2 separate regions of the Homo sapiens genome follow, and region 1 is linked to region 2. The links are chromatin loops, found by intact Hi-C in ENCODE. Cell type or tissue: mesothelial cell of epicardium. All regions are shown on one strand. Links, peaks and the distances in the headings refer to the core of each region. The heading gives the core; the rest is flanking DNA. Region 1 has its middle 64 kb from the start of MIR4440. Region 2 has its middle 63 kb from the start of TWIST2.

What was found. A loop is a pair of places that touch in the nucleus more often than their neighbours do. Peaks named below come from ENCODE experiments on the same cell type or tissue, not always from the same donor. Only the 100,000 strongest peaks of a DNase experiment are listed, where the experiment ranks them.
Region 1: it touches region 2 in a loop (9-fold over the local background); 2 of 110 quality-filtered maps call a loop at or near these places.

The regions. Positions count from the first base shown.
Region 1 is chr2:238,998,658-239,010,539 of GRCh38, forward strand. No RefSeq gene overlaps it. Among named protein-coding and RNA genes, the nearest start is that of MIR4440, 64 kb to the right of the region's middle. In mesothelial cell of epicardium, for the core only: no CTCF peak of the experiment used is centred there; DNase peaks (open chromatin) are centred at 4,551, 4,780, 6,142, 8,804 and 2 weaker places.
Region 2 is chr2:238,778,908-238,790,789 of GRCh38, forward strand. No RefSeq gene overlaps it. Among named protein-coding and RNA genes, the nearest start is that of TWIST2, 63 kb to the right of the region's middle. RefSeq lists an enhancer at 4,581-5,084. In mesothelial cell of epicardium, for the core only: a CTCF peak has its summit at 6,288 (motif pointing left); a DNase peak (open chromatin) is centred at 6,274.

The DNA of each region.
Region 1 (11,882 bases), core at 1,678-9,677, 220 kb after region 2:
GCCTGGCTATACACCTTTTAAATGTTGTTTCTGCTCACATTTGGTGGGGAAGAAGCCTCTATCTGAGGTTTGTTTTCTGAGAAGCACATGGGGTGTGGAGGGAGGGGCCTGGGGAGAAAGAACGTCACCATTTGACAGCCATGCACAGGAAAGGTGGGTGAACCTGGGCAAATCTCTGGAACCATCTAAGCTTCCCAATTAAAACGTCAGCCCCACAAGACCGGTGTCTGCTTGGTGTGTGCACACATATGAACTCATCAAGTAGGCAGGGAAGATATTCACATTCCAAGAAGAAAATACAGCTTGGAGAGTGTAAATCTCGTTCAAGGTCACAGGCTGAACACTGGCCAAGCCAGGAATAAAAATCAAGTCCTCTGACTCCAAGCCCTGGGCGCTTTCTGCTGCAGCACCTGGGCTTCCAGAAATCTTAAGCATCTCAAATACAGCCATGAAATGGAGAATCAATTTTAAAGTCCCTCTGAGCGGCAGTAAAAATATCTACTGGAGAGGCGGCCTCACCCCAAGATCCCAAGGGTTGCATTAAATCTAATATTAAGATTACGAGTGTGACAGAGTTGTTTGTCGGATCGGTCCTGTTGTAAGGAACAGAGATGTACTCAGGTTGCTGGGGTTAATGAGGTCAGGGCTGGAGAGACGCAGGAAGCTGGGAGAAACGTTGCGAGCTCAGAGCAGGCCTTTCAGAGGGCGGGAATGTTACCCAGAACACGCTTGTTTGCCACTGCTCAGCCACGAAGTCCGTCACTGATTCTCAGGTACTCCACTTCCAGGCCCCGGCCAGGCCAGCTGGCCCCTTTCCCTTCTCTCCAGTCTCAGCACTTGGCTTTCCTCCTGCCCCTCCTGGCTTCTGTCTCGCATCCCCACGCTGGACTCACCAGACCCTATCACTCTCTCCTGAGCTGCTTTAGAGTGTGCTTGTGGAGCAGAGCTTTCCTGCCAGGTCAGGCCAGAGGCCACTGGGCAGTCTGCCAAGAGTGGCCTGGGGTCAGTTTCCTACCCTGGTCCATCCAGTTGGCTGTGGCCAGCATGACTCAATTACAGAGGCAGCCTCCTCAGAAGGCAGAGTGGGGCTGCGGTAGGAACAGAGACAAAAGCAACGGATGCCAATTTCCCCCAATAGTCTCTCTTTTTTTTTTTTTTTTTTTGAGACAGGGCCTCGCTCTACCACCCAGGCTGGAGTATAGTGGTGCAATCAAGACTCACTGCAGCCTGGACCTCCCAGGCTTAAGCAATTCTCCTGCCTCAGTCTCCTAAGTAGCTGGGACCACAGACACAAAAAATAATTTTTTTTTTTATTTTTCATAGAGATGAGGTCTCACCACGTTGCCCAGGCTGGTCTCGAACTCCTGAGTTCAAGCAATCCTCCTGCCTCGGCCTTCCAAAGTGTTGGGATTACAGGTGTGAGCTACTGAGCCCGGCCACCCCTGATAATTTTTGATGCCTCCCCATCTTGTCCCAAATGACCCTCAGTATCAGCAGAAGGAACAGGTGTCAGTGCGTTCAGGCTGCTGTAATGAAATGCCATGACCCGGATGGCTCCTGAACAGTGAGATCTGTCTCTCGCAGCTGCGGAGGCTGCGAAATCCAAGAGCCAGGCAGATGCAGTGTCTGGTGAGGGCTACTTCCTGGTTCACAGATGGTGCCTTCTTGCTGTGCCCTCACATGGTGGAAGGGGCAAGGGAGCTCTCTGGGGCCTCTTTTTTAAGGGCACTGATCCCATTTCTGAGGACTCTGCCCCCATGACCTCATCACTTCCTAAAGGCCCCTTCTCCTAATACCATCACCCTGGAGGTGAGGATTTCAACCTATCAATTTTGGAGGGACACAAATGTTCGGCCCATAGCAAATAGAAATTGCAGACAACCTCCCGAGGTGCTGAGTCCACATTGGTGAAAAAACTTACTTGTGCATAAAATGTTTGTTCCTTACATGCACGCAAGCTTACGGTGATGGCCTGGCTTGTTTGTCAAGGCTTGGTGTTTCTGCGCAGCACAGGGCGGGCTGTCGCTGGTTGCCCTGATTTGCATTCCCCTCCCCGTAGTGAGAAGATCCAGTCCTCACCACTGAGCTCAGGAGGGCTTCTCGGCCAGGGAAGTGTGGGCCAAGTCATGTGGGACACTTCCCATCAGAAACACAGAGAGCCAGCCTGTGGTTCTGGAAGTCTCCCTGCCCTCTTTGCATGAGCCTGGCAATGTCCCAGGTGGAGCCGCTCCTGTCCAGGACGTTAGGGAGCAGAGCCACAGCCCATGGGTGGTGGAGTGAGAAGTCGCCCTGTAGTTGTAAGCCCTGAGAATTGGATTGTTCCCACAGTCCTTAGAGGCTGTGAAGGTTTTTGCCATAAATCTAGCTTGTTTCTTATTGATACACCCTCTTCTTTTTATCTGTATTTGCTGTGTGTTCCTGTTTTTCATCCTTTAAAAAAAAAAAAAAACTGGCAGGGCGAGGTGGCTCACGCCTATAATCCCAACACTTTGGGAAGCTGAGGTGGGCGGATCACCTGAGGTCAGGAGTTCGAGACCAGCCTGGCCAACATGGTGACACCCCATCTCTACTAAAAATACAAAAATTATGGTGGTGCATGCCTATAATCCCAGCTACTCAGCAGGCTGAGGTAGGAGAATCACTTGAGCCCAGGAGGTGGAGGTTGCAGTGAGCCAAGATTGTGCCACTGGACTCCAACCTGGATGACAGGGTGAGACTCTCTCAGAAAAACAAAACAAAACAAAAACAAAGTCTCTGCCTTGTTTTATGTGTCTCTTTGTGAGCAGCATCTAGCTGAATTTGGGGGATGAAGGTTTAATCCTGTAGTCTCCGGTTTTTGTACATGAGTTTAATCCCTTTACAGTTATAGTTAATACTAAAGTAATTAAAATTGTTTCTATTATTGTATGTGATATTTCATTTGCCATGATTTTTGTTTGCTTTCTTTTATCTTTTCTGCCTTTTCTAAGCATGATAACATTTTTGGATTTTTCTTTTCCCCCCAAGATGGTTTGGCAGCTGTAGATTTTTGTTTCTATTCTTGACAGTGACTATCCTTCATTTTTAGTCTACATTCGGCACTCTGGGTTTTTTCTAATGAAATCTAAAGTATCTACGTCCTTTTTCTAAACAAGGAACGTTATTTCCTGTATCTTGCCCTATCTTTGTTATTGTTATTGTTTATAAATGCACAAAGGTGAAGTGTTTTTACAGCGAGCAGGTACTTTATGGACACATTTGACCAGCAGCATGCAGAGATGGGGTTTATGTTTGGTCGACTTGCTCACAGTGGCTTCCGGCCCGAGGGTTGTGTCATTCCTGGGCTTGGGACCCTTCTTGGCGTTGTCTGTTCAATCTCACTCCCCCACCTGATGCTCCTCTTTCCCGGACCTCCTCCAAGACGGGCCAGAGTTGCCCGGCCAACTCTGCCAGTCTCTTGCCTGCTCTTTTGTGGTGATTTTCTTTTGAAATCTCAGTTGCTGTGTGATGCGTTCTTGGAGAATTCCTTACGTCCGTCTTCCGTTTCACCCGAGATCTGTTTGCCTGAATTTGCTGAGGATTTTATTGCATTTGCTGGTTTCCTTTTTATTTCAATGAGCATCTTTTTAATTTTCAGGTTTACTAATTAGATATTTTCCATTTCCATCAGTTCTGATCCTTTTCATTTCTGCCAAGTTTTGTGTATAGCCAATTACTCTTTTTAGGCTATTTCTTGTCTTTCCTCTTTAAGATGCTAAAAAACTTACTTTAAGGTCATTTTCCTGTTGCTGTGGTTCTCCCCCGTGTCCCTCTCCACACTCCTCCTTCTCTCCCTGTCCACGCCTCTCACATACACTCAACCCTGTCTGCCCTGAGGGTTTGCATCGGTCTTCGCCCAGCCTCCAGGGATGCCCTCCGTGAACCAGGTTTCATGTCCCACAGAGCATCGGCTAAATCACAAATAGAGTAATGGCATTGGTGGTGCCTTACCTGGGTCCTGGACAGGAGGCTGCTTCCTCTCACCTCCTGGTCCTTGAATCTGTGGAAGCTAAAGCCCGAGAAGCACTCAGCTGGAATTTTCTTTCTGTTCCCTCTCTGGGGTGGGGGTCTCTCTGTGCAGTCAGCTGGCCTCTGCTCCCAACCGTGGGGGCTGCACCAGGTGCCAGCACTTCCCCGACATTGGTTCCGGACCGGAAGCCCCATCTCAGACCCCACCCACGGGTTTTGTTCTGTCTGTTTTTGGTGTCTGTGATGCTTGGCTTGTTTTGTTGAAATATGTTTTCTCTAATGCTGCTGCGTATTCGGAGCAGAGAAGAGGCCTCAGTGCATGAACTTGTAGGGCCGTGCTGTCCAGAAATCCGGAAGTTTCATTTCTTTGTTTACATAAATCAACTTAAACCCAACTTGGAGCCCCACCCTGTGGGGCTGGCAGAAAATGCAACTCTCTCCCCTCCTAGAGTCCCTCCAGGATCCAGAAGCTTCCATGGTGCCCAGAAGAGCTGAAGGGCTGGGAGCTGTCACCACTGCCTCAGTGCCACTCGCACGCAAGTCCCGCTGCCCTCAGGCTGATGGCTGTTCCTCCACCCTGCCCGATGCCTGGGGATCCTTGCCGGGGATGAGAGCCTCAGGGCACAACATGGGCAGCCGTGTGCGCTCCACCCTCCCAGGCTGTGCCTTGGAGCTGTGCTCAGACCTCAGGTCCTTGGGGACACCAGCCTCCTCCTTTTCCCAGCCTCAGTGAATCTTGCCCTCTCCCTCCCACTCGCCTCCTGGGTTTGGGTTTTTATGAAATGGGTTTAGGTTTTTACAAAAGACAGAAAGAGCCTTTGGCTTTGAGCTGCTTTGGCGTTCTGCCTGGAAAAAAAATCCCCGAGGCAAAAAAATTACAAAGAGCCGGGTGATCTGCTTGAAATTGGATGAGGGGGAGAAATAAGAAAGCAAAACAAAGATTAATATCTCCACCCACCCCCTCAAAGTGTATTCCATCACACATCCCATTAAGAGCTGGCGAATGAATGGGCTGCCATTCTGAGAAGGGCCAATTCTTGGGGGAAACAGCTGGCAGTCACCACGTCCAGAAGCCGGCGATGTGGGGGCAACTGAGGCAGGGGCCACGGCCCAGCCAGTCGAGCAGAACTGGAAGGATCACAGCCCAGCCCCGGCTCGGAATGGCCCCTCGGCAACCACCCTGAGTTACCGACAAAATGCCGACGGACTGTTTCAAACTTGTATTCTCTTAAGCACGTTGGGAGAGTATGTTTCTGTGGTTTAGAACGCTTACTATCAAAAGAGCATTTTGAACATAATTTTGTCCCTTAAAGAGGTAAGCTTCAATTACTTGAGAACTTCATGGAAGCCTCGCATTTTGCAGCAATGCCGGGTCCGTGCGTACCATCGTCTGTCCTGGTTGTGTCTCTGTGTTCTCCATGTGAGAGGGCGGGGAGGGCCGACCAGGGCTGTTGAGGCTCAGGTTCCTCGCGAACTCTGCAGGGACTCCTGGGCACGCCACTCCCCTTTTGCCCCCCATGGCATTTATCTGTAAAGTAAGAGTTCTGCTGGGTTAAATGGCGCCACCTCCAAAAGATATGTCCAACAGGAACATCAGAGTGTGCCCCTAGTTGGCCCAAGGGCCATGTCATTAAGATAAGAATCTCGAGATAAGATCATTCTGGTTTAGGGTAAGCCCTAAACCCAATGCCAGGAGTCCTTAGAAGAGAAGAGAAGGGGAGAAGACACAGAGCCACGGGGAAGGAGGCCACGTGGAGACAGAGGCAGAGGTTAGAGTGATGCATCCAGCAGCCAGGCTTCCCCGCACCTGCCAGGAGCTGCAGAGAGCCCCGGAGAGATTCCCACTCACAGCCGCAGAAGAAACCAGCCCTGCCGCCGTGATGTAGGACTTCCGGCCTCCAGAACTGTGGGAGGACACATTTCTGTTGTTTGAAGCCACCCAGTTTGGGGTCATTTTTTATGACACCCCTAGGAAACTAATTCAGGAGGTTAAACTAAATCATTTCGAAGCCTCCTCAGAAATCTCCAGGCTATGGTTAGGAAGCGGGGTCCTGAATGTGGAATCCCTCTGAAGAACACAGCACACATATTCCCGTCTCCATCGTCTCCCTTCTCTCTGGAATCCGGGCCGGCCGAGAGGAAGCTGCCCTTCCCAGGCTGCTGCACCAGAGGACTGGGGGCCTGCCAGTGAAGCTTACAAGAGAAATGGCTGTAGGATGCAAAGATAGTTAGCCTGGGAAAGAGGAGACGTCCAGGGCCGTGGTAAGTTGAAAGCTTCTCATTTGGAAAAGAGATTAATCTTATTTTCGGTATTTCCAGAGGCAGCCCTGCAAGAGGAGTCAGATCTCTTTTCTTATTTCTTTCTTTCTTTATTTAGAGATAGAGTCTTGCTCTGTCGCCCAGGCTGGAGTGCAGTGGCACGATCTGGGCTCACTGCAACCTCTGCCTCCCAGGTTCAAGCGATTCTCCTGCCTTGGCCCCCCGAGTAGCTGGGATTACAGGTGCCTGTCACTATGCTCGGCTAATTTTTTATTTTTAGTAGAGATAGGGTTTCACCATGTTGGCCAGGCTGGTCTCGAACTCCTGACCTCAAGTGATCCGCCTGCCTAGGCCTCGCAAAGTGCTGGGATTACAGGTGTGAGCCACTGCACCTGGCCAGGCTGGTCTCGAATTCCTGACCTCAAGTGATCCACCTGCCTTACCCTCGCAAAGTGCTGGGATTACAGGCGTGAGCCACCACGCCCGGCCCAGATTTCCTTTCAGTACAATTTCCTACAGGGAGAAGACTGCAGCCCTGGAAGGGCAGAACCTGCCTCTGCTGGTAGCTGTGCAGGCAGGTAAGGGTGAGAGAGGGTCACAGCCCTGTGGGTGTTTGGGCTGGACAACCTGAGACCCCTTTTAAATCTGAGTTTTTGAAAGTTCATTATTCCTTGGGCTTTTTAGATCTCACCAATACAATTTAATTCCACAAAATCAGAAATCTCCAGTGAGCAGGGCCCAGGAATCTGCATTCATGCAAAGAGCCGTTGTGTCTCAGGCAGTCTGGAGACTCAGGCTAGTGACTGAGTGTTCCCTCAGCTGAATACAACCCGACCACAGCCAGCTACAGCCCCAGGGCTTGACCCACTGGGGACACCCCAAGACCACCTGCCCTGGCTTGGGAGGAGCTCCCCTTCTCTGCTGCGGGGTTGGGTCCTTGCCCTATGCAAATGCCCTTGTTGGCTGCAGATGGATCAGCCTCTCTCTTCCCATTTCTGAATTTTGGCCAAGATTAATAATAGGAGATAATTTCTTAAAATGCCCTTTACTCCTCTTTCCATCTTTCCCTAAAACCCGCCTCCTTCTAGAAGCCCTTTCTAGCCGCTATTTTCTGTCTGTCTCCATTATTCTCTAACTTAGCAAGCAAGCCATTCCCTTAGTTTATTGAATTTATCAGCTGGGGTGAATGTGTTTGTTAGCTTACTTTTTAAACAAAATTTTTGTTTTGAATTGACACATAACAATTGTACATGTTTCTGGGGTTCACCGTGATGTTTCCATGCGTGCACACGTGGTATAATAATCAAATCAGGGTGGTTAGCATGTCAACCCCTCAGACCTTTATCATTTCTGTGTTGTGATAACATTGAGATCCTCTTTGCCAGCTCTCTTGAAATATATAATACATTCTTATTAACCCGCTGTGCCATAGCACACCAGGCCTGTTCTTCCTGTCTCACTGGAACTTTGCACCCATTGACCAAGCTCCTACCCCCGCCCATCCATCCTCTGGGAACCACTGTTCCACTCTCTATTTCTATGAGATCAACGTTTTTGGATTCCACATGCGGGTGAGATCATGCAGAATGTAACTGTCGGTGCCTGGCTTATTTCAGGTAACATGATGTCTTTGATCTGTCTCTTTCTCTCTCTCTACTCTAAGCTCCCTGGGAGCAGGGGCTGTCTTTCTCTTATCCATTCTCAAAGTCCCAGTCCTTAGCACAGGGTCCTGATGCACAGTAGGCGCTTATATCCACCAGTATTAGGTTCAGCAGCAAAGAACAGAGACCCCGAATTACCATTGACCCAACCACACAAGATTTTGTTCCCTCAAGCAGAAACTCCAAAGGTGGACAGTGCAGGTGGTGTGGGCAGCTCGGCTCCACACAGCCGACAGGGATCCAGGCCCCTTCCACTCTCTGCTCCACTGTCTCCCAGTGTTCTCGTAGTCTGAGATGGCTGCTTAGATCTAACCTATATATCCATATATCAGACAGCAGGAAGGAGGAGGGATGATTCGGGGCACAGCCACTTCCCTTTAGGGAAGCAGCACACAACACTTCCAGTTACATGCCATGAAGCGGATGTTAGTCATGTGGCCAACCATAGATACAGGAGAGTCTGGGAGGTATAGTTTTATTCCAGTCAGCCATGCACGGTGCTAGAAAGAGTTCCATTTCTAGGAAATAGGGGTGTGTCCAGCAGCCTCTGCAGTGGAGCTCAGTAATTATAACTTGAATAAATAGGTGACTCAGAGCTCAGCCCGAACTGGTAGAATCTTAGGTCACCTTTATTTGACAGGGAGGATGCCCTGCTATTTACGGGCATTGATCTTTCTGCCCATAAAAATGCTGCTGGCATTGCTTCAGTGACTCAGGGACATCAGACCAGCACCCAGGTGGATGGCAAATCCCTGGAGAACACAGACATCCTTCCCTTCCCTTCCATCATGTTCATTTGTCCCTCATTCCTCTTTCTGTCCCTGCAGCACCGGGCCCTCTGCCTTGCACACCGTGGGTTGAGCAAACGTTTGTTGCTGGTGATGATGGTGGAGGGAAGGATGGTGTTCTCCACAGGGTTTGTGAGGGGCACTCACCTGCCTTGAGTGTTTTCCAGATGGGCTTTCACAGTTCTCTAAAGTCCAGTATAAATACGGCGGGGAAATGGGGCAGGGCTGTTGCCATCTTCCAGTCGGGAAAGGACTGGCAATTGTCCTCATGGCAATGGTGCTCCGTTCATCACCAAATCAACGTGCAGAGCTCAGGGTGCAGACGGAATCATCGCCTTTCTTAATTATTTTTGGTTAATAAGGAAAACACGGGCTCCTGGGCCCTAGACAGACCCTCCTGAGTTGCAGAATGATCAATCTTTCATGGCTGTGCCTTCACCTTCATAGCAGTCACTTCTTCCTGCTTTGGATGAATCAAATCCTATTTTCAACCAGACTTATCAATGTGCCCTTAAGAGGATTTGAAACCCTGTCGCTACTGAAAAAAAAAAAATTAGCTGGGCATGGTGGTGAGCACCTGTAATCCCAGCTACTCAGGAGGCTGAGACAGGAAGAATTGCTTGAACCCGGGAGGTGGAGGTTGCAGTGAACCGAGATTGCACCATTGCACTCCAACCTGGGTGGCAGAGTGAGACAAAAAAAAAAAAAAAAGACAATTACTTATGTGCACCAAACACACACTCACTGTCTCTCTCAACCCATAACTCACTGCAGCCAGGTTCCTACTCACACCGCAGCCTCAGTTTCTCTTATGCTTCTGCCGTCCCCTGTGAAGACCACACCCAGCCACCCTGCAGCGTTTGTGCCCCTCCGCTGCTCCGAACGGCTGAGCCCCTCGGGATGCCTCCGAGTAGATGAAGCTTCCTCATGCCACTGCGTCCTTCCTCTCCATCCTCCTTCATCCGGAGGTCTCTGCTATGTCGTTTCTGGGTTTGCCATTTCATTAGAACTGTTTCTCCAGTGCTTTCCTAGATGAGGCACTTAGGTGATAAACTCACTGAGGTTTTATGTATCTTCAAATACCTTCTGCTCCTAACACTTCGACAATCTCTTTATTGAGAACAGGGGTTCCTGGGGTGCAGTCTTTTGCTCTTCCACTGCTTTTAGCTTGCAGTGTTGTAGATGAGAAGCCTGAGACCATTCTGATTGTTTTGCTTTTTTAGGTAACATATTCCTTTTGACTGAAAAATGGTTGACTTTTCTTTTTCCTCAATGCAGAAAGTACAGCACTTATAATTTTCCATTCCATTTTATTTAGTAAAATTTGTATACAATAAAATGGATCCATTTTAAAAAGTACATGTTTTGACATGTTTATACATCTATGTATTCATTAAAATTTCCATCACTATCCCAGTCAACTCGGTGGCCCCTGACAACGACTGGTCTGATTTCCATCACTATGGATGCAATTTGTTGTTTCTGGAGTGTCACACAAAGGGAAGAATACAGTGTGTATGCAGAGTTCGGAGGCTGTTACCATGACATAGCACAGAGGGCATCTTTTCTCATCAGCTGAACCTAGAACTCCGTGAGCCCTTCCATGCCTACTCTGCAGGCGTCCCCCAACTCAGGGGAGAGTTCCGATATGTAATGACTGCCCTTCCTCCATCTGTGATTTTCCGCGCTCCTGTAACTTGTTACTCTCAGATCAGATCTCCTGGGCCCGACCCCCAAGCCTCCTGCATTCCGTCGGCGTCGGCCTCTTTCCCGCTCTGCTGTGTCTGCCTAGCTGTTTCTCACCCTTTTCCTTCCTCGGGTCAGCGTCTGCATCAAGAGTGAGTCTTCAATCGTCTGCCGGATGTTTTCATGATGCGGGCCAATTTTGAAGCTCCTGGACTTCGTTCGCGCCCTGGAATTGGGATCTTCTCACGTGCCCTGTGGGTTTTGATCTCAGGTGTTCGTGGGCCTCCTCCCACGCTCCGTTTCGCTGGCCACGTGGGTGGACGGCTCCCTCTGACCTTCCTCACCTGACAATACCCAGGCGCTCCCTCCACCCCCTTCTATGCCCACCCGGCCAGATGGAACGTTCTTTTTTTCCCACCTTTGTCAGCAATTTGGGGCACAGGTCTATTGCTGCAATGTCCTTAATGCCCAACAGGTTAAAGACAACAATAACAACTAAGGGATCCGCCCCCACCCGCTTAAAGGTTCTCAGCCCCTCCGAGGCCCCTAAGGAACTCTCCTTGCCCTCCTCCCCTCAAGGACAGAGAAGACTCCACCCGCCCACTCGCCTCCCTCTGGGAGGTCACGTGGCCTTCACATCCCCTTCCTCAGACCAGCTTCCCGCTCACAGGGTCAGAGGCGGTGGCCCCTGAACCATCCAACCGCAGGGCCGGAGGCCTTGTGTCACTCAGCCAGTGGCCGCAGCAGTAACGTGGCTCTGCAGAGGAGCTGGAGAGGAGACGGGGACTCTCCAGGCCCAGGTGCGCCCTGGGCACCCTCCCAATCTTCCTCCTCACCACTGGGAGGATGTGGCACTCTCTTCTCTTACAATATACACATGGTTTCTATTTGCAGACTTTTCTAAGTGACCGGTGACTGACAGTCTATGCTATTTACAGATACCTTGTGGAAAAATAAACACAGTCTGCTCCTCAAGGTAAAGTTGGCATTTTAATAAAGAATGAGAAAATAGGGGGGATTTTTTTAAAGAAAATAATTCAGTGGAGATTGCACTTTAAAAACAGAGGCTTTAAAACATTTTCCACTGTTATATAATTTTGTGGCTTAAAACAATATTTGTCTTCTACAAAAATTCTTATATATGGACACTTTAAAAATTTAAGGACAGAATTTTTTTCAATCTGTTCGAAAATCTTCCAAATGAAGGATCCTAGTGAGTTTTAAATATGTTTGTTAAAAACTTTTAAATACAACTCCTCCCAATTAATTTGCAAGAGCAAATTATTAACATCAGGGAAGATGGGCACTGACTGGACAAAATTTGAACAAAATCTTTTGCATAATTGGTGGATGGAATTGAAAAGTTACAGCATATTTAATAAGTACAGCCTTCTTTTATTTGGATCTACATGACTTTGTAAGCAATTTCTTTCCAGCAGTGATTGTCATTAAAACCAAGTTACAAAATAAAATGAACTTAGACCTTTGGATTTTGGGGTTT
Region 2 (11,882 bases), core at 1,399-9,398:
TAGTTTTACATTGAGCCCAAGACCAGCTCAGGCCAAAGCCTCACTCATTTGCAAACACTGATGTGGCACCTGCCATGGTGCCATGAAGGGCCAGAGGTCAGGCAGGTGGGGAGATAATGCCCTTCCCCAAGAGGTATAATGCCCTTCCCAAAGGGGTATAAGTCCCACGGTTGTGGGGCCTGAATATCGGTCCTACCCTTTCCCAAGGAACTCAACAGCTGCACCCAGGGACAGCAGGGACACCAGGACTTAGGGTACAAGACACAGGCAGAGGCCCCTGAGCTTGGACGCTGGCCCCAGCTATGCAGCTGTGTGGCTCGAGTCAGCTCCCAAACCTCAGTCGCACATCTGAAAATGAAGACTAATTGCCCACTAAGGGTTGGGAGGACAAACTGGGTCTTTGAATTCCTGGAAATCTGGAGACTAGTCAGGAGGCCGCTGCAGGCAGAAATGTCCTATACAAGAAGAAAGAAGTGGAAATACACCTCATGTGCTGGAGGATGATGGAAACCGGTTGCAGGTGGTCCCGGCGACAGGTCTTTTGTGGCTGTGCGCCAAGCCAGGAGGAGCTGGTTCCATGATCTGGGTGGACAGACCTGGCAGCAGGTGCTGTTCAACTCTTCTATATCATTATTGATTTTCTGTCCATATGTTCTATCAATTATTGACGATATTGGAATCTCTGTTGACAATTATGGATTTGTCTAGTTCTTGTTGTGGTTCTGTCAGATTTCGCTTCGTGTATTTTGAAGCTCTATAATAAGATAAATGAACAGTTAGGATTGTTATGTCCTTTTGATGAATTGATCCCTTTATCATTATGAAATGATCATTCATTTCTTTATCCCTGGTGATATTCTTTGCTTTGAAGTCCACTTTGATGAGTAAACGCTCCAGATTTATGGTTGATTAGTCTTAGCATGGTGTATCTTTTTCCATCCTTTTACATTTAATATTTTTTTGTCTTTCTATATAAAGTGGGTTTCTTGTAAGCATCATAGACTTGCTTTTCATCAAAGCTGACATCTGCCTTTTAATTGAGGCATTTAGACAGTGTAGATTTCATATGATGATTGATATGGTTCAGCTTAAGCTTATCATCTATTTGTCTCATCTGTTTTTTGTTCCCCTTTTAGCCCTCTTTTAGATTAATTGAATAGTTTCTATGATTCCATTTTATCCACTCATATAGCTTATTAGCTATAATTCTTTCTTTTTTTTTTTTGAGACAGTCTCGCTCTGTCACCCAGGCTGGAGTCCAGTGGCGCAATCTCAGCTCACTGCAAGCTCCGCCTCCTGGGTTCACGCCATTCTCCTGCCTCAGCCTCCAGAGTAGCTGGGACTACAGGCACCCGCCACCACGCCCGGCTAATTTTTTGTATTTTTAGTAGAGACGGGGTTTCACCGTGTTAGCCAGGATGGTCTCAATCTCTTGACCTCATGATCCACCCACCTCGGCCTCCCAAAGTACTGTGATTACAGGTGTGAGCCACCACGCCCAGCCCTATAATTCTTTCTTTTGTTATTTCAGTGATCGCCTTAGGGTCTATATGCACCTCTAAGTTATGACGGTCTGTCTTGAAGTAATACACGACTTTAGGTATAGTATAAAAACCTTACAATAGTATACTTTCACATCTTCACTCCCAGCCTTGATGCTAAGGTTGCCATTCATTTTACTTATACATATGTTAGGAACCTCATGCTCTGTTATTATTTTTGTTAAATGGTCAATTTTATTTTAAAGAGATTCTGTATAATAAGAAAACTATCAATATATTTACTCACATAGTTACTGTTTCCGGTACTCTTCATTCCTCTGTGTAGATCCGAATTTCCGTTTGGTGTCATTTTTCTTCTGATGGGACTTTCTTGAACATTTCTTGTAGTGTGTCTGCTGGTGAAAAATGCTTTCAGCTTGAGTTCCTCTGAAAAAAGACTCTGTTTGACCTTTAGTTTCGGAAGGTAATGGAGACAGGCGTAGAGTTTTAGGCTCATGGCATTTTCGTTTTTGTAATTTAAATGTGTTACTCCACCATCTTCTTGCCCGTATTGTTTCTGATGAGAAATCTGCTCTCATCTTATCATCCGTCCCCTGCATGCAAAATGCCACTTTTCTCTGGTCACTTTTAAGATTGTCCTGTCCATCACTGGCTTTGAGCCGTTTGATTATGACCTGCCTTTGGTGTGGTTTTCTTCACGTAGTTTCCTCAAGATTAAGGCTCATTGAGCTTATTGGGTCTATCAGTTTATAGTTTTCATCAAATTTGGAAAATTTTTTGACCATTACTGCTTCAAATATATTTTCTATCCCACTTTCTCTCCTCTCCTTCAGGGACTTCAATTACACATATATTAGGCCACTTGAAGTTGTACCATATCTCACTGATACAATTTTCACTTAAAAAAACACCATAAAGGCACATGCATGCGTATGTTTGTTGCAGCACTATTCACAATAGCAAAGAGGTGGATCAACCTAAATACCCCACAATGGTAGACTGGATAAAGAAAACATACACCATAGAATACTATGCAGCCATAAAAAAGCATGAAATCATGTCCTTTGCAGCAACATTGATGGAGCTGGAGGCCATGATCCTAAGCAAATTCACGCAGGAACAGAAAACCAAATACCATGCTCTCACTTATAAGTGGCAGTGAAACAACGAGGACACATGAACACAAAGAGGAGAACAAGAGACAACAGGGCCTGCTTGAGGGTGGAGGGTGAGAGGAGAGAGAGGATCATGAAATTACCTATTGGGTACTATGCTCATTACCTGGGTGATGAAATAATCTGTACACCAAACCCCTGTGACACACAGTTTACCTACGTAACAAACTGCACACGCACCTTGAACCGAAAATAAAAGTTAAAAAGGGCCGGGTGCGGTGGCTCCCGCCTGTAATCCCAGCACTTTGGGAGGCCGAGGCGGGCGGATTGCGAGGTCAGGAGATCGAGACCATCCTGGCTAACACGGTGAAACCCCGTCTCTACTAAAAATACAAAAAAAAAAAAAAAATAGCTGGGAGTGGTGGCAGGTGCCTGTAGTCCCAGCTACTCGGGAGGCTGAGGCAGGAGAATGGCGTGAACCCAGGAGACAGAGTTTGCAGTAAGCGGAGGTCGCACCACTGCACTCCAGCCTGGGCTATAGTGAGACTCCGCCTCAAAAACAAAAACAAAAACAAAAAAAACAAAACTTAAAAAGAAGAAACTTGGCCCAACTTCTTCTCAAAAAGAAAAAATGACTTTTTTCCCCTCTATGTTTCATTTCGGAGAGCTTCTATTACCGTGTCTTCAAGTTCACTAATATTTTATTCTGTAACGTGTAACCTGCCATGAATCCATCCAGTGTGTTTTTCATTTCAGCCATTATAGTTTTCATCTTTAAAACTTTAATTTGTCCTTTTTATATCTTCCACATCTTTACTCCACTTTTAAAACATATGGAATACAGTTATGGTAACTTTTATTTCTTTGTCTGCTAATTCTAACATCTGCATCAGTTCTGGGTCTGTTTTGATTGATTTTTCTCCTTATTATAGGACATATTTTTCTGTTTCTTTATCTGCCTGGTAATCTTTGATTGGATGCCAGATATTGAGAATTTCATCTCGTTGGGTGCTGGGTGTTTTTGTATATCTGCACATATTCTTGAGGTTTGTTCTGGGATGCGACTGAGTTTCTTGATCCTCTTGGATCTTACTTTTGAAGTTTGTTAGGTGGAACCGGAACCTCGTTTACACTAAGGGTACTTATTCTCCAATACTCAGGCAAGTACTGATACGCCACCCGATGTCCTCTGAGATTTCCAGTTTGTCATGTGGGCACAGGTGCTATTTGCAGACCGATGTGAGTGCCAGGCATTATTTCCTTTCATCTTTAAGGTGATTCTTTGCTCGGTCTTGGGCAGTTTCCTCACACACACCCGCCAATCCTGAAGGTGAGCCTCTGCAGATCTCTGGATTCTCTCCTCTCTGGGACTCTGCCCTGCCAAGGGTAGTTGCACTGGTCTCCCCGAAATCTCTATCTTCCCAACTCAGAGAGTCTGCTGGGCTCTGCCTGAGTGGAGGAGATGCCTCCTTCTTGTTCTGTGGCCTGAAAACTCAAGGCAGTGCATTGGGCTACCATAGGGCTCAATGGTTTCCTTCCCATCCCACAGGGATCACTGTCCTTCACTGCCTCCTTCCAGTGTTCGGAAGACCGTTGTTTTTCATATTTGGTCTGCTTTTTGTGTGTTTTTGTTTCCTATGGAGGGTAAATTTGGTCTGTGACAAAGTCTTTGTGCTGTGGTTCTCTCCATCTGCGCTAGGTTGGCCTTCCTCATCTCAATGCCCCCATGCCTGACATGGCACCTGACATTCAGTCCATCTACACTAGGTCAGCCTTCCTTATCTCAACGCCTCCATGCCAGACATGGCACCTGACACTCAGTCCATCTGCACTAGGTCGGCCTTCCTCATCTCAACGCCCCCATGCCTGACATGGCACCTGACACTCAGTCCATCTGCACTAGGTCGGCCTTCCTCATCTCAACGCCCCCATGCCTGACATGGCACCTGACACTCAGTCCAACTGCACTAGGTCGGCCTTCCTCATCTCAACACCCCCATGCCTGACATGGCACCTTACACTCAGTCCATCTGCACTAGGTCAGCCTTCCTCATCTCAACACCCCCATGCCTGACATGGCACCTGACATTCAGTGGAAACTGCATGCGCGTAGATTACATGAACGGATGAGCAAATGAACTTAACTGGGAGTAACAAAGGGCGCTGAAGGCATTTGTCACCAGCTGAAGAAGTGTCACTGCTCTCTTCACACACATCTGTATATGTGTCTTGTTTCTCACGGTGATAGTTTTGAGGCCAAGGAACCTGTTGAATTAATTCATATCACATCCTTAAGGCTCAGTGACTTCGTTTTGCACAATGTAGGCTTTTAATAAATGTTTGCTTAATAAATAATTCATGGGTCGTTTAGACACGTGTCTGACAAACTTGGGTTGAAGTGTGAATGTAACAAATTTGTCTCTAATCCCAGCTGTGTGGAGTCTTTCTTCTCTGCTCTAGCACTGTGCTATCGACTACTGATAGCACCAGTCGGTAGCAGATCCCAGGACAAAATTATAGTTAAAAGATGCATGACCCATGGTGCCTTAACTTTCATATATGATGTCTTCATCTTTTCAAGGTGTTTAGATGACCATAGGAAGAAAAAGCGAGAGATAGAGGAAGTTAAAGAAGAAATGTTGGCTGCCATTGAAAACCAATCACAAATAAAGTTACAAAGTCAATTGGAAAGCAAGTGATTCTTCACAAATGCAAATCCTAGGACAGTGCCTGGCAGAGAGGAACTCCTCACTCCACCATTCTAATTCAATAATAGTCAGTTACTAAGGGCACAGCACTTTTAGGAGGAGCTCTCCCCTCTCCTACTTATGCAGAGGGGCCAAAGGATATATGACCAGGCTGTCAGCATGGGCTTCGAAGCGCTTGCATTGGGGATGCTAAAGGAAGCAGGTGCTGAGCATGAAGGAGATCAGAATCAATGAGTTACACAGGCGTGTATTCTCAACCAGAGGTGTGGCTGCACCATTAAGCCAGGGAAAGGTGGGCTGGGACACAGGACTCAAATAATCCCTCTGGCTGGACCAACGCAGAGGCCATGAAGACAGAGGAGTGGAATGTTGGGGAAAGGAGCTTTTCCATTTTTCTCTCCTTTCAGAGCCATTTTGCCTGTTTTCAAATCTAGTAACAGCATTGCTTCACCAGCGCAGTGTTGTAGATACAGCCTGTGGGTCACACCAGGATGCAATTACACTGCTGGCGGCACAGTGAGCCAAGAGGCTCTGGATGGAGCCTGGCCACCCAGCCTTCCCTCCTCAAAGTTTAGAAACTCGCCAACCCGACCCGCCTGCTGGAGGCATGGCTGCAAACCTGCAGGGTGCCACGTTTGATTTTTAAGCCTGGTGTGCTTCCTTGCCTAAATTACTTTGTGATGTATCATACTGAACCCTAAAATATTTTGTAGCCAGTTTTATTACGAAATGGATTCTATTTGGTGATTACAAAATATTCTGCTTTTAAGTAGTCTCAGTTCTTCAGCTGCTTCCACATGTGTGTTCAGCCTGTTGAAGAAGATGCGGGAGGCATTGAGCCTCCCAGAGAAAGACCCTGCAAGAGACTCCAGGGAAGAAAAACTCTCAAATTAAAGTTGTGAGCTCTGGCCCCCGCGTGCTGACAAAATCCATTGCATGCACCGCCCTCTTGTGGTCACGCAGCAGGTGACACACTTCAAAGGCAAGTTACACGGACTCTGCGCTTGGCCCCGGGGAACAGGTTCTCTGTTAGGAAAAGCGTTTCTGAACATTCCTTTATTCACATGTGCACGCACACAGCACTATAAGCAAGTGAGATCTGACATCAGGGCTATTCTCCCCTATCACAAGGAAATAACACAAATGTGGATTTTTTAAAAGCTCAGAACTGTGGGTGAAGATTCCAAAATCACAGGATGTCCAAACTGGAAAGGATCCTGACATGATCTTGATCAAATCCCCTCCATTTTTTTTTTTAAAGTGGTGGGGGGTTTGTGTGATCTTAGACAACTCACTGTATGTCCCAGAGACACATATTGACTTGCCTAAGATCACACAGCAAATCGCTGGTGTTGAGGTACAGGCCTCTGTCCCATGCCGGAAGTGGCTCTGGGACTCACCACTCCAGCTCTTCACTGGAGACGTCAGGAGACTGAGTCCAGCGAGGTCGAGAGGCCAGGGCCACGCAGGGAGCCCGAGAGCTGAGCTCTGGTGCTGGTCCCCTGGGCAGTGGGTCCCTTCTCCCATCTATGTCCTTCCCTGTTCTTGGGCAGGGACTGTCTCTTCCACCAGGACCTCTGTGCCCAGGACCGGACAAGAGGGGCTTGTGGCAAGTATGGACGGATGAAGGGGGCACCAACCAGGACTCAGGAAGAGCAGGGGCCAGAAGCAGGGCCTGGGCTAACTTATGGTTCAAATGGTAAATTTTATGTTATGTATATTTTACCACAGTGAAAAAGGAAACAGCAGTTTTAAACCCAAATTTAAAAAAAGGAAATAAAAAAAAAACTTAGGAACTTCTTTATGAGGCTACAGAGCAGCTACCACCAGCCCCATTTGACAAGAAAAATGCTATTCCCTTTTTTATTGTGGTGAAACATACATAACATAAAATTTGCCATTTTTATCATTTTAAGTGCACACTTCAGTGGCATTAAGCACATCTGCGCTGCTGTGCAACCGTCACCACTATTCAGCTCCAGAACTTTCCATCTTCCCAAATGAGACTCTGTCCCCCATGAAACACGAACTCCCTGTTTCCTCCCCCAGCCCTGGCACCCGCAATCCTACTTTCCGTCTCTATGATTTTGACCCCTTAGCTTCCTCATGTGAGTGGAATCGTGCAAGGTTCGTCTTTTTGTGGCTGGTTGTTTCACTCAGCAGAACATCCTTAGGTGCCGTCCATGTTCCCTTCCTTTCCAAGGCCGGGTGCTGTCCCACCCTACGGATAAATCACCTTTCGTTTCTCCATTCATTCATCAGTGGACACTGGGTTGCTTCCACAGTCCACGTGGTTTCACCGAAGCCTGGCAGTGGGAGCTGTCCCCTCTGGTGGACAGTGAACTCACTCTGGGGGAGGGGTCGAGTAACCATGGTCAGATGGCTCTTGCGGTGAGAGGTATGTGCCTGCTCTGAGCAAGGCACCCCGAAGGCTGAGGCCTCTCTGGAGGCTGGTAACTGTCACCCAGGCCACAGCATCTTGGGCAACCTGGATTCCTTCCTTTCCACCTGGGAAGCTTGGCTGACCTGGGGCCCAGCTCAGGCTGTAGCCAGGATCGGATGCTGTTTTAAATTTGGGATTGGATTCAGAAGGATCGGGAACCTGAAAGTCAACGTCCTTTCGGTTGATCTGAAAACACAAAACTCACTGGCTTTGCCAAAAAGGCAGTTCTCAAATTCGCAGCCAAAGAACGCATCGAACAGAAATAGCATTAGAGGGAGTGCGGGGATCCCTTCCATGTTACCGTGAAGTTCTCATACTGTTGAGCGAACGTGGGAGTCAGGGTGGAGAAAGCGTGGCCTGGCCGGCAGGGCACCGCACACTGTGCCGCTGTCTCCCCACTTCGTTTTCATTCTCTTTAAAAACCAAAACTGAAAAACCCTGCCCGTAACTACTTGCACTTATGTCCCAAACACCTCTGACTTCTCATCCGCATTCTCACTGAGGAACGTGATGCCAAGGAAGGGACTTTAAAAAATCTCTTAATTAATTATTGGTTATAATGAATGCCGAGGAGGGCACGTTTCCAAAACCCTCGTCTCCACGGTTTGCTTTCTGTTGTGTGTGCGTCCGTTGTAAACACAGCTTTCAGAATTTTCGCTGATGCTCAAGTGCTCTTTCCAGCAACAGCATTCATACACGCCAGGCCACTTCCCGCAAGTCATAATTACAACATAAAGCCAAATTAAATGTTCTAACGCTGTCGCTCCAACTCCTTCACATTTCCTTGCTCTTAGCAAACTTCCTTTTTTGAGTCCTGCAAAAGATTCGCTATTTTCCATTAAAGTAGACTCACTATTTCCTTCTAGAGTATTAAAAGTGCAAAGAGCCACAGGTAAAGCCTTCCTTTTCTCTGGTCTTACCGCATCCTTTGTCCAAACAAAGGCAGAAGTCCCCTGTCCCCCATGCAGTTGTATGTACGCAGAGAGCCCAGTCCCAGCTCCTAGGCGGTCAGACAGGCACCCCGAGTCACCACTGGCCTGCCAGCACCAGCAGCTCCAGGTCCCTGAAATCCAGCAGGCATAACCTAAGAGGTTACCTAGAGTTCAGTCAAGCTCCTCAAATAGCCACTAAGTGAAATGAGGAAAAGTTATGTAAAGTGAAGTAAAATCCTCAACAATGAAACACAAAGCTGTTATTCTCTTTTTATGAAACTCCAGTAAATTGTTTCAGAAAATGAAAGTGCCGGAAAAGAAATATTTCCATTGGGAACTAGAGATGCCCTGTGTTAAAATGGTCACACAGAAATCTGGACGACCAAGCTTTAAAGCTTTGGCTGTGTTTTAAGCTATAGCCTCGGTTCATTAGAATGGGATTTTTTTTTTTAACCAACAAACTTCTACTTTTTCTCTCTATGTGTTGTTCTGCTTAAGCCTCTGAAAACTAATTTATAAAATTGAAAATGTGTTCTTGTAGCAATTCCATACTTTCTAATAAACTTGATATAGACCCTTTTGTAGTTAATGGAATCCTTTTTTAAAATTATGTTTGAATTTTCATTTATTTGAGCTCTTAGAAAACTGTAGATTGCTAAATTGAAGTTTAAATGAATTTGTTCATTATAGCAGTTAAGAAGGCACCAAAGCCTCACCAGCAATTTCACAATTAATTAAAAATAAAAACTAATTTAAAATTATGCAGAAAAGGACACTACTTAAATCACACAGCTTTCTTTTTTTTGCTATAGCTGGGTGAGGTTTGAATATCCTAAACTCTTAAATGCAACTATTAAAATGATTAAACAGTGGGAGTAAAATATTGGCAAATGCAATATCAGCCTAGGTATAACTTCATTTTCATTATCTTGTGGTTTTTTTCTTTTAAAAATAATTTTAAATTAGTTTTTTTCCTTTTAAAAAGAAAAAACATCAAACCTGTGGCTTTATTGAAGGCTCTCTTTACACTTCATATTTTGGTGGAAATATTGCTAATTCCGAGTGTATCTTCTTGAAAAGCTTTCTGCAGAGGAAACGGGATGGTTCTAAATTCTGTCTTCTGATTTCTGACACAGCACGGTGAAATTTTTGATGAAACATCTATACCAGGCCTCCGGGCTTTCCTGAATTTGTCTAGATAAAGAAGAAGGACAAAAATCTTTTCCATCTGTAATTTTGTAAAGTTATAGAACATTTTTAAAACCTGCATTAAATTAGCAATGGAAAGAGTATTCTGTCTCCAAACATTTCTAGAATTGAGAATTTTTTTCTCTAATTCTAGTACATGCTTAACTTTACGCAACATTTTGCCCATATTTATGCATAGATATGCAAACACAATCATGGCAATGGAGAACACTTTTCTAAAAAGCATGGCCACAGTGCTACAATGAAGGTGCTTGGCCCATCAACTTGTTATATAATAAATACTTTTTAAAAAAAATCAGACTTAAAAATCCTAGTGGGCCTTGTGATAGAAAGTATATCATATAATTAGAAAACAAAATAACTGGAGTGGAAAGTTTCCTGAAACTAGCTTGATGCCGTATTCCACTTGACATTTACTGTTAAAGAAATTCAATGCACAAATTCAGCCACACCCAGACTCACCTTTGCATTTAAGTAGTCCAAGATGTTTGGAGGAGAACTGGTGTCCCAGTGTTCAGACATGGGTGAACCAGCTCTCCCTGCCCAGGCACACGAGCGTGATTCTATCCTGCAGTTTCCTGGATCTGTCATGTGGAAGCAGGCGACATCGTCTTTGATTTTATCATACGAGAGTGTTCCCACTGCATTTGTGCAGTGGCTACACCTGGCTGCTTCCACACCACACACTTCTGAAAACCCCACTGTGTTGTCTCTGTCTTGGAGGGAAAACAAGTTTGTGTGCTTTTTCTGGGTTCATTAGCAGAGCTGGTTGCCTGAGTTGGGTCCCAGCACTGCTCCTGCTGGTAAAGTTCTGCAGGTGTGTGGCTTGTCCTCTAGTTCAGCGGGAGAAACCGATTCTAAGGTTGCCGTATAATTAGCAGGGTCTCCTTTCCCTCCTTTAATCAGCTGCTAACACCTCCTGGCTGTTTAATATCACAGTCAGCCCAGTTATAAACACTAAAGGACATGCTCTTGAAATAATTAAAAAAAAAACTCTGCTCAGTAACAAACATAAAACCCGTCATTATTTAATACAGAGGAATGTTGTGTTATAACAAAATGGTGGTCTTATTCCTGATGCTTTATTCTGATTGTGGGATTTTTTTTTTTTTTTTGAGGAGGCAACTTCTCTGTATAAGGAAACATTGTATCTTTTGTTTACTTTCATCCATCTGATCTGAGACAAAATACACAACAATCTTTCACTCAAGAGCAATTAGTCCTATTCCTGTTTCAGAAAAGGGTTGAACATGTAGACTCAAAGAAGAGAGAATTCTCCCCAAAATGACTATCCATTAAGTCGTAAACATGACTTGGAGGTTAATTTCCTATAGCAAATAACCGTAATTTCCTTGAAATCTAGTTCTTTATGTAATTAAAGTTATTTATTTGAGGACTTAAATGTACTTTAACATTTTACATGCCCTTAGTATCTGTGTAAAATTCAATATTTGGAGCCTGGGGCTGCATTCCCCTGCATATATAATTGCACCGCTGCTCTAACTCACACTGATATTCTTGTGACGATAGATGAAAATGCTAATGTACCGAGGAAAGGGAACGGGAGACAATCTGCGAATACCAGGCCGAACCCCGTTTGCCCTGGACCCTTCCAGAGTCCCTCAGATGAGGGTCAAAGCCTGATTTCTAACAGCAAGGCAGAGAGAGGGTCTCAGAGCGTGTTTATTGATACAGAATGTTGGAGACGGACAGACAGGCCTTTGCCTATGATCAAGCGACTTTCTGTGCAAATCTTATGGAATGCGGCATTCCAGACTTTAAAGGGAAAGGGAGATCACCATGGCAACGGCACATGGGGGCTGGAGATGGGGGGGTTCCCTTGGGAGCTAAAAAGCCAGCAGAATTTTAAGCATTTGCAACTTAAAAAAGAAGAAGATGAAAACCGCACAACTCTGCCAAACACATCTACAGACATGGAATACGGTTAGAGGGTTCTTCAGAAAGATCCAAAT